Linked DNA regions of Homo sapiens: region 1 is linked to region 2. The links are chromatin contacts, found by Hi-C or POLR2A ChIA-PET in ENCODE. All regions are on one chromosome and are shown on one strand. Each heading gives the region's core, a stretch centred on a gene start or an enhancer-like site at or near the end of the contact. The rest is flanking DNA. Distances are from core to core; before and after follow the strand shown.

Region 1 (5,892 bases), core at 1,671-4,170, 530 kb before region 2:
CTCCTAACCTCAGGTGATCCGCCTGCCTCTGCCTCCCACAGTGCTCGGATTACAGGTGTGAGCCACCGCGCCTGGCCTGAAATATTTTTTTCTGTTTGTTTGTTTTCAGAGTCTTGCTCTGTCGCCAAGCTGGAGTGCTGTGGCTTGATCTGGCTCACTGCAACCTCTGCTTCTCGGGTTCTAGCGATTCTCCTGCCTCAGCCTCCTGAGTAGCTGGGAATACAGGTGGGCGCCAACATGCTGAGTTAATTTTTGTATTTTTAGTAACGATGGAGTTTCACCACGTTGGCCAGGATGGTCTCGATCTCCTGACCTCGTGACCTGTCCGCCTTGGCCTCCCAAAGTGCTGGGATTACCAGCACTGGTAATCCCAGTGCTGGCCTCCCAAAGGCATAAGCCACCGGGCCAGGCCTAAAATAAAATATTTCCTAATCAAACTTTACTTAGGTTTATCTCCCTTCCTCAGGCTCCTGAACTTTGAGCTACCCTCACTCTGAGTCAACATACAGCCCCACTTTACATCCCTCCTAAGAACATGCTGATTTCAGGGTAAGACATTCTCTGATGTAAAATCTGACTTTTTCACCCTCCATTTGCCATTCCCCTCCCACCTCCTTTCTAATCTTGTTTGCTCCTCCCTAGGGAGAAAAGCCCTTTTCTGCCTACATTTTTGCAAGCCATAAAGATTTTAGAGTTAGTTGGTACTTCCTCCTGTTGTAATACTTTTTTGAAATTCATCTTTTACATAAATTAACGTTTTTATTTTACAAAGTCTAAAATGTTCCTCAAAACAATAACAACTTCATCGTCAGTAAGATCCTCCCAAAGGCCGGGCGCGGTGGCTCACGCCTGTAATCCCAGCACTTTGGGAGGCCGAGGCGGGTGGACCATGAGGTCATGAGATCGAGACCATCCTGGCTCACACGGTGAAACCCCGTCTCTATTAAAAAAATTTTTTTTAATTAGCCGGGCGTGGTGGTGGGTGCCTGTAGTCCCAGCTACTCGGGAGGCTCAGGCAGGAGAATGGCGTGAACCCGGGAGGCGGAGCTTGCAGTGAGTCGAGATCGCACCACTGCACTCCAGCCTGGGCGACAGAGCGAGACTCCATCTCAAAAAAAAAAAAAAAAGATCCTCCCAGTTTCCTTTCATCTTAACCTTAACTGCATCTGCTTGTGGGGCCCCAGCTTTCTGGGGCTCTGTACCTTCTCTCAGAATAACGCCTCCTTCCATGGCTCCGGTGAATAGGCTGGGACATCTGCAGGGGAGGCTCCCCAGAAAAAGCTAAATAGGACTTTATAAACTCCTGTTGGCTGGGCCCTGTGGCTCATGCCTGTAATCCCAGCACTTCAGGAGGCCAAGGCAGGCAGATCACCAGAGGCCGGGAGCTCGAGACCAGCCTGACCAACATGGAGAAAACCCGTCTCTACTAAAAACACAAAATCAGCCAAGCATGATGGTGCATGCCTGTAATCCCAGCTACTTGAGAGGCTGAGGCAGGAGAATCGCTTGAACCCAGGAGGTGGAGATTTCAGTGAGCCATGATTGCGCCACTGTACTCCACCTGGGCAACAAGAGCAAAACGCAAAACTCTGTCCAAAAAAAAAACCTTCTGTTTTAGGCTTAATATTAGCCTTAGCTTGGAGTCACTAGGCTCAAGCTTTGTCATGTCAGAGTTATTCACTTGGTTTTTGAAACTCAGTGTTTGAAAAATCCGTGAAATTACTCAAACACAGTATTTACATAAGGGAAGGAAATTTTAAGATGTCTATTTTTTTTTTAAGACGGAGTCTCACTTTGTCACCAAGGCTGGAGTACAATGGCAAGCTCTCGGCTCACTGCACCTCGCCTCCCAGGTTCAAGCAATTCTCGTGCGTCAGCCTCCCAAGTAGCTGGGATTACAGACGCCTGCCACCAATCCCGGCTAATTTTTGTATTTTTAGTAGAGACGGGGTTTCACTATGTTGGCCAGGCTGGCCTAGAACTCCTGACCTTGTGATCCACCCGCCACGGCCTCACAAAGTGCTGGGATTACAGGCATCAGCCACCGCGCTGGGCCAGGAAGGGGATTTAACCCTAACGCAGTTCCGGTTTTTGTGTCCTTCCCATATTGGCTGAGGTCCCACCGCACAATCTAAGCTGATCCTGGTTGGGCTAGACACAAACTTTTTCCATATAGGGTAAACGCGCGATGTTTTGAGAAAAGGAGAATGGGGAAAAAGAAGGGGTAGGGTTGATTTACAATTTTTACAACTTATGACCAGGAAGTTGAGTCTCTGAAGAGGAACTTAGCTGCCCTAACAACTCCTCAAGTGATCCGCCCGCCTCGGCCTCCCAAACTGCTGCGATTACAGGAGTGAGCCACCTTGCCCAGCCCCATAAATTTTTAATAGGAGAAAAGAGAAACTGTGAACCCAACCCACTAAAGCTCTTCCCATTCGTGAACCCGCACTCCGAGTCAGGATTCTCCCCTGACGACTCTCCCGTGGTCTCTGCACAATCTGGGAGAGAAGCGGCTCTGCGGGTGCGCAGCTGCCCAGCGAGGGCTCCAAGCCAGGGCACAGTCACCGCACAGTGAAGAGACAGGACGCCTGGGGGCTGCGCTATAAGCGCAGCCGCCATCTTATGGCTGAAGGGAACCGAGGCCGAGCTGGGCAAGAACTCCGGCGCAGATTGTGGAGCTGACTAAGGGGATACCTGAGTCCCGCCACCGTCACTTTCCACCGGTTCCAACCAGCCCCTCCCCGTCGCTTGGGATGTCGGACCGGCACTCTCACCATTTCTAGGCTTCCAGGGGTCCTGGTGTCTTAGCTGTGGATCTCCCAATACCTGCAGGTCACAGGGCCACAGAGGCTGGGCCTGTAGGAGCACAGGACACAGAGTAGTGAAGAGGAGACCTGGAGCTCCGGCTGCACCGAGAGACAAAGGACCCGCCAAACCAGAAGCCGCCCTGTTCGGTCCGGCTGCTTGCCTGATTGGACGTTTCCAGCCCAGCGTCCCTGATTGGATAATTCTTAAGGTCCCGCCCCCTCAGGACCTGAGTGACAGAAGATGTGATCACATGCTGGGCTGAGTGAAGAAGAGTAACAGCCTAAGCTGCAGCCTTTTCAGCCAGGGCTTCCTCTCTGAGCTGAGCCACGTCCACCCCAGAGCATGGGAACATTCTCTTTTTTACTCTCTCTTTTTGAATGTATTGAAAAGGTGAACAGAAGTATTTCGTTGTCATATTAATAATACCGTTGGAAGTAAAGTGTTTGGTGTCGCAAAGTGAAACCAGTACTCAGGCAAAAGTTTTTTTAGTAAGGCAATTTACTTCTGCAAAAGGTTTTTGTTTGCATTAATCACGATCGCAAGAGCACCCTGAACAAAGGAGGGAAGGGGTTTTTATTTTTAACGTAAAGTCTCTTCCTCTGTGTTACTCCCCCATGGGCTAGGGTCGGACCCCACAATCTAAACTGACCCGATTGGCTATTTGTAAATATTTTTCCAAATAAGGAAGGGAAGGGGCATGTATAAGTCACAGTGGTGGGACGTGTGGTTTTGAAGGGTGGGAAGGCTGCAGAGTGAGTAATCAAGGGAACAGATGTGAATTATTGATTAGAGCTGTTGGGAAGGAAGGTTGTTACAGTAACTAGGGGCAAGGAGGCATGGAGAACAAGCAAGTTGAGTTTGAGAACAAAGAACAAGAAAGTTAAGACTAAACCTTTGAAGAGGAATTTTATTGTATTTTACAATTTCCCCCTTTTAATTTTTATAATTAAAAAAAAACCTTTTTTTTTGAGATGGAGTTTTTGCTCTTGCTGCCTAGGCTGGAGTGCAATGGCACGATTTTGGCTCACTACAACATTTGCCTCCCAGGTTCAAGCAATTCTCCTGCCTCAGCCTCCCGAGTAGCTGGGAGTACAGGCATGTGCCACCACGACCAGCTAATTTTGTGTCTTTAGTATAGATGGGGCTTCTTCATATTGGTCAGGCTGGTCTCTAACTTCTGACCTCGGGTGATCCGCCCGCATCAGCCTCTCAAAGTGCTGGGATTACAGGCGTGAGCCACTGCGACCACACGCTTTTTAAAACTTTTTAAACATACCTTTACTTTGTTGTTTGACTTGATCTTTTAAAAGGAAAAGTTTATCTGAATAAGGTGGAGGAGAACTAAGGGAGGTTTTCGTAAGTGTCGTTTTTATAAGTCTTTGTACTAGCCCACAGATGCATGGTATGACACAACACCCAACAAGAATTAGTACACCTATTACAACTATAAGAGAAGTAAGAATTGAGGCTATGACTTTTTTTCGTTTACTGAACCACCTCTCTAGCCATTCTGAAAACGTGTTATTGACCCCAGAATTTTTAGCTAATTCATTGGATAAAGTGGTAAGTTCGTGTAAGGCCCTTCTTATGTTCCTATTGGGGGCAGTATTGTTTGGGATGAAGGTACAACATTTGAGTTTTAATCATAACACAAACTCCACCTTTTTCAGCTAATATTATGTCCAGGGCCATTTTGTTTTTCTAAGTTATCTGGCTAGTAGGCCTTAATTGGTTGGCTATTTCTTTGACAGCATTTCTGGTGTAATTAATAAACTAATATTGATTATAATAGATGTGATTTATCTATCTAATCTACATTTTTATTAATAGTTACCCGTGGAAATATTGATTTAAATCCTGCAGCTATTTGATCTTGGGCTTTGAATTCATCAGGTACCACCCGTGGGACTCCAGTTGTGTCTAAATAAACTTGAAAGTCAAAAGACACATAAGGGGCTTCTCTTATTTTACAGTGTTGTGGTTTTTCTTTTTCTAGTCGATGAAATGCCAGAGTGAAAGGGATAGCCAACTGGACAACAGTGCAAGTGCCGTTCCAGTTACTTGGCAGAGTGTCCAGTAAGGGTCCACCACAATACCACCATATATTTGCTCAAAGATGAACAAGGGAAGACTGACTGGTAAGATCTTGGAAAGGCTTAAGCTCACTGTATCCCATTAAGTCTCCAAGAAATGCCAAGTTTTCCCCTTGTCGTGAGAGACACGAGGTAAAATTGACGCTAGGAGATGGAGGCTGGATGGCTCTTGGGGCCTGACCCACAGGGTGTTGGACTTTAAGAAATAGCAGAGAGAGAGCTCAGCAGGATTTATTACCCTAGGCTGTGGGGTCTTGGAAAAGAGCTACTATACAGTTTATGCCTGGTCAACTAGAAGACCATCTGAGTGGGAAAGGGACAATTTGGGCCTCTGGCTGGCCGCGTGCACAAGCATAACAATTGCTTTTGCTTAATGTGTGCACAGAATATTTGATCCATTTTAACCAGGCATTTGTATCTTGGTATCTTGTTTTAATTGTTAAAGTTTGCCTTAAATTAGTTACTTTTACAATATCTATTTTAGTCTTATCACTGGGCATAGAAGATATGACAGTCTGGTTAGAAAAGAGCTTAGAAGAGAGGGGAGTGAAGAGCATGAGGGATGATTAGACGCATTTTGAAAGACCCTATGAGATTTGTGCCAGCCAAGTTGGGTCTTATGCCATAGAAGCAGCTCAAATCAAAGTGGGGTTAGGATCCATAGAAGTGGGGGTGAGAATAGAAATTTGCACCAGATTACATTGGTTAAACTGGCAATTGGAAGGAGTGTTTCCTTTAGCAAAGCAAATATATGGCTTTAAGGACATACAACCACTTGTTGATGAGGTCCAGCCCTGATATTCGATTGTTTATAAAACATCATTCCAGCTGTGGCAGGCCTGTTTTTTTTACATTTGTTAAAGAACAGGAGTCGTGTTAGGGGGAGCCTCTTGTCCAAAAGTGACAGAGATATTTCTCTGAGGCTGAGAGCTGTTTTTGACTCTGGAGATTTTCACAGGGCATAATGAGGCAAGCACTAAAGGAAATAGTT
Region 2 (5,132 bases), core at 1,621-4,120:
ATGAGATACTCTCTGGGAGCAGTGGCTCACGCCTGTAATCCCTCCACTTTGGGAGGCCGAAGCAGGCGCATCACCTGAGGTCAGGATTTCTAGACCAGCCTGCCAACATGGCGAAACCCTGTCTCTACTAAAAATACAAAAATTACGGGCGCCTGTAGTCCCAGCTACTTGGGAGGCTGAGGCAGGAGAATGGCGTGAACCTGGCAAGGTGGAACTTGCAGTGAGCCAAGATTGAGCCACTGCATCCAGCCTGGGAGACAGCGAGACTCCGTCTCAGTAAATAAATAAATAAATAAATAAATAAATAAATAAATAAAACAAAAATTAGCCAGGAGCGGTGGCAGGCGCCTGTAATCCCAGCTACTCAGGAGGCTGAGGCAGGAGAATCACTTGAACCTGGGAGGCAGAGGTTGCAGTGAGCCAAGAGTGTGCCATTACACTCCAGCCTGGGCGATAGAGTGAGACTCTGTCTCAAAAACAAGAAAAAAAAAAGAAAAAGTCATTGTCTATTTCCAGAGAGAAACAGACACAGCCAAACCAACAGGTTGGCCTAAATACTCCTGCTGCTTCACCAGAGAAAGTCAGGTAGCACCTGAATTATACAGAGGTGGGGAGCAGAGTATAGCTTTATTAGTGTTGGTTGGCTAGAAAATCTGGAATTAAGTCCAGATGGAGCTCAGGAACTCTTTCAGCCAGGCCTTTTTAGATCTCTAGGTCAAAAACCTAACAGCAAATCTTCTTGTAATTAAGTGGGATTAGACCCTTTTCTGAGGCAAAAGGTATTAGGTAGACACTAGACGCCTGAAGTATAGAAGACTTCTAAGTCAAAACAGTGACTTCCCTAACCAGGAAGGAATGCATTTCTGAACTGGAGGGAGTTCATTTTGGGCACTTGTGGCCACTTTGCATACAGAAGGGAGGAGCCCAACCCAGTGTTAGATGGGAAAAAGATGCCTTATGCTACTCAGGGAAAAGAATTCACCTTGAGATTCTGTAGGATCTGAGCTCTTTTGCATCCCAGACACACAGTTACATCTGAGTGTAACTGAGCCTAAAATACAGGTCAGGGCTTTCATCCACATGCATTTCAAGCCTTTCTCTTGGCTTCTTTTCCCCTCTTTTTGCCTTTTCTTCCTTTCTTTCTGATTTTAGAGACAGGGTCTTGCTCTGTTGCTGAGGCTGGAGTGCAGTGGCATGATCACAGCTCACTGCAGCCTCAACCTCCCCAGCTCAAGCGATCCTCCCACCTCAGCCTCCCGAATACCTGGGACTGCAGGTGCAGGCCACCACGCCTAGCTAATTTTTAAGTTTTTTTGTAGAGATGGGAGTCTTATTATGTTCGCCAGGCTGCCCTTGAACTCCTGGGCCCAAGCAATCCTCTCACCTCGGCTTCCCAAAATGTTGGGATTACAAGCGTGAGCCACCACACTCAGCCAACTTTATTATTATTATTTTTTAAAGAGATGAGGTCTCGGCCAGGCACGGTGGCTCACGCCTGTAATCCCAGCACTTTGGGAGGTCGAGGTGGGCAGATCACGAGATCAGGAGATTGAGACCATCCTGGCTAACATGGTGAAACCCTGTCTCTACTAAAAATACAAAAAATTAGCCGGGCGTGGTGGAGGGCGCCTGTAGTCCCAGCTACTTGGGAGGCTGAGGCAGGAGAAAGGCATGAACCCAGGAGGCGGAGCTTGCAGTGAGCCAAGATGGCACTACTGCACTCCAGCCTGGGCGACAGAGTAAGACTCCGTCTCAAAAAAAAAAAAAAAAAAAAAAAAAAGAGATGAGGTCTCATTATGTTGCTAGTCTCACTTTGAACTCCTGGGCTTCAAGCTAGCCTCCTATATCAGCCTCCCAAGTCACTGGAACTACAGGTGTGTGACTACACCCAGCTGAGCCCTTTTTAAGATCCAGGTCTCAGGCCGGGAGTGGTGGCTCACGCCTGTAATCCCAGCACTTTGGGAGGCCGAGGCAGGCAGATTACGAGGTCAGGAGTTCAAGACCGGCCTGGCCAACATAGCGAAACCCTGTCTCTACTAAAAATACACAAATTAGCTGGGCATGGTGGCGGGCGCCTGTAGTCCCAGCTACTTGGGAGGCTGAAGCAGGAGAATCGCTTGAACCTGGAAGGCGGAGGTTGCAGTGAGCCAAGATCACCCCACTGCACTCCAGCCTGGGCGACGGAGCAAGACTCTATCTCACCAAAAAAAAAAAAAAAAAAATCCAGGTCTCAGTGCCAGGCGCGTTGGTGGCACGCACCCATAGTCCTAACTACTTGGGAGGCTGAGACAGAAGATCACTTGAGGAGTTTTAAGGCTGCAGTGAGCCAAGATTATGCCACTGCACTCCAGCCTGGGTGACAGAGCAAGACCTTGTGTCTAAAAAGCAAGGGGGTGGCCAGGCACGGTGGCTCACGCCTGTAATCCCAGCACTTTGGGAGGCCGAGGCAGGTGGATCATGAGGTCAGGAGTTTGAGACCAGCCTCACCAACATGGTGAAAACCCTGTCTCTACTAAAAATACAAAAATTAGCTGGGGGTGGTGGTGCATGCCTGTAATCCCAGCTGTTTGGGAGGCTGAGGCAGGAGAATCGCTTGAGCCTGGGAGGTGGAGGTTGCAGTGAGCCGAGATCACGCCACTGCACTCTAGCCTGGGCAAAAAGACCAAGACTCCATTTCAAAGAAAAAGAAAAGGAGGCGGAGTGGGGTGGGGCCTCAGCTTGTGGACAGGCATTATGGTCACAGGAGCTACTCTTGTCCTTCCTGAGTTGGGACTGAGCACAGCAGCCCAGCCAGCTGGTAGGAGGGAGTGGCTGATCACTTGGGCCTGGGAGGAGTCAGGAGTTTATTCTGACCGGAAGAGGAAATGACTGTTTCGCAAAGTGCACTGAGCTTTGAGCTTTTTTTACCCCGCTGGTAAAATTATTTGTTTGAACTTCATCAGCTTCCTTTATTCAAGGATGTCATTGAGCATCTAGGGTGGCCACATTTAGCAAGTGAAAATATAGGATGCCCCATTAGATTTGGATTTCAGATCAGTCACGAATGAATACCCTTTTAGTATAAGTGTATCCCAAAGCATCTTCCATGTGCCAGGAGTCAGTCTGGGTTTGGATAATCCACTTAATACACAGACTGGTGCCTTCCAAGGAACTGGTCAAACACGAAGGTCAGAGTCTTTTGTGGCTTGGGAGACACAAACAGGCTGCAAAATCCACTTCAAAATCCACTTCCAGGTCAGGCACAGTAGCTCATGCCTGTAACCCCCCAACAATTTGGGAGGCTGAGGCAGGAGGATCGCTTGAGGCCAGGAGTTTGAGACCAGCCTGGGCAACAAAGCAAGACTCCATCTGTACAAAAAATAATTTAAAAATTGGCTGGACATGGTGGCTTACCCCTGTAATCCCAGCACTTTGGGAGGCTAAGGTAGATGGATCATTTGAGGACAGGAGTTTAAGACCAACCTGACCAACATGGCAAAACTCCATTTCTACTAAAAATATTAATACAAAAATTAGCCAGGCGTGGTGGCATGTGTCTGCAATCCCAGATACTCTGGAGGCTGAGGCAGGAGAATCACTTGAATCTGGGATGGGGAGTTGCAATGAGCAGAGATCACACCACTACACTCCAGCCTGGGTGACAGAGTGAGACTCTGTCTCAAAATTAATTAATTAATTAATTAAAAACTGTCTAAGTGTGGTGGTGTGCATTTGCAGTCCTAACTACTCTGGAGGCTGAGACTGGAGGATCCCTTGAGCCCAGGAAGCCGAGGCTGCAGTAGGCTACAATTGTGCCACTGCACTCCAGCCTGGGTGACAGAGCAAAACCCTTTCTCTAAAAAAAAAGAGTTAAAAATGTTGCTGGGCACGGTGGCTTATGCCTGTAATCCCAGCCTTTTGAGAGGCTGAGGTGGGAGGATCGCTTGAGCCCAGGAGTTTGAGAACTGCCTGGGCAACATAGTGAGACCTCATCGCTACCAAAAAAAAAACAAAAACAAAAAAAACTCTACTTTGGCCCCAAATTATGACCCGTGTGGGTGTCCCCAATTCTAGTTAGATGCCCATGTTGTATTGGTCAAAATGCCATTGCCGGACAGGCATAGTGGCTCACGCCTATAATCCCAGCGTTTTGGGAGGCCAGGGCAGGAGGATCACTTGAAGTCAGGAGTTTGAGTCCAGCCTGGCCAACATGGTGAAACCCTGTCTCTACCAAAAATACAAAAATTAGCCAGGTGTGGTGCTGGGTGCCTGTAGTCCCAGCTACTTGGGAGGCTGAGGCAGGAGAATCACATGAGCGTGGGAGGCGGAGGTTGCAGTGAGCCGAGATCGCACCTGTGTACTCCAGCCTGGGCAACAGTATAACAGCGCGAGACTCCATTTCCAAAAATAATAATAATAATAATAATAATAATACCATTGCCATCTCCTGCATCACAGATGATACAGCAAATGTTACCTGGGAAAGCGAAGCTGGATGTTTAGTTTCTTCGGCAGCCAGACACCAGTCCTGACCCTTTACACAGGAGTTAAGAGAAAGTGTCCTTTTCTGAGGTTAGGGATTGGGGCATGTTCAGCACTTGCTGACCGCAGTGGCTTTGAGTACTGAGGTAAGTTTCTTGAAAAAGTTTCTAGCAAGAGATGCTGTGGCCATGGGCTACAGTTCCTGTCACGGGGCTGAGTGTATACAGTCGTGGGATCTGTGTGCAAAGCCCACCCCGGTCTCGTACCCGGCTGACAATGCATGTGGGTGTCCCCACAGCCAGACCAGGCCTGGGTGTGGCCAGCGGACATTCCAGGACACACCCAGGGAAGGAGTGTGTCACAAAGAATGCCCTGAAAAAGAATCCCCTTCAGCGAGGAACAGTGGCTCAGGGCTGGAATCCCAGCACTTTTGGAGGCTGAGGCAGGATTGCTTGAAGCCAGGAGTTCAGGACCAGCGTGGGTAACATAGTGAGACCCTGTCTCAATAAAAAATTAAAATAAGGCTGGGCGTGGTGGCTCACACCTGTAATCCCAGCACTTTGGGAGGCTGAGGCGGGTAGATCACGAGGTCAAGAGTTCTATCTAGACCATCCTGGCCCACATGGTGAAACCCCGTCTCTACTAAAAATACAAAAAAAATTAGCCGGGCT

What was found. Hi-C counts contacts between places; a loop is a spot of excess contacts on that map. ChIA-PET counts read pairs that join two places held with the same protein, here RNA polymerase II (POLR2A). Pooled maps may share reads with other maps.
Region 1: a pooled map shows a loop between it and region 2 (2.5-fold over the local background). The contact joins the promoter of ZNF93 here to the enhancer-like site in region 2. A Hi-C loop is called at or near these places in 1 of 37 single-sample maps with no recorded cell type and 6 of 50 pooled maps. POLR2A ChIA-PET finds 5 or more read pairs at or near these places in 1 of 52 experiments (B cell).

Annotation. Positions count from the first base shown.
Region 1 is chr19:19,897,974-19,903,865 of GRCh38, reverse strand. It overlaps ZNF93 (zinc finger protein 93), which reads right to left and starts at 2,920. Exons shown (of 4, transcript NM_031218.4): 1 at 2,775-2,920. The coding sequence starts at 2,777. RefSeq lists enhancers at 1,169-1,718, 2,267-2,816, 2,351-2,950.
Region 2 is chr19:19,370,914-19,376,045 of GRCh38, reverse strand. All of the region lies in intron 1 of LOC124904656 (a long non-coding RNA gene), which reads left to right. Among named protein-coding and RNA genes, the nearest start is that of GATAD2A, 32 kb to the left of the region's middle. RefSeq lists an enhancer at 3,983-5,132. Within about 2 kb of position 2,870, at least 29 of the 41 ENCODE cell types and tissues checked have a DNase peak (open chromatin) inside an H3K27ac peak, as active enhancers do; they include B cell, where a contact is called at or near this core.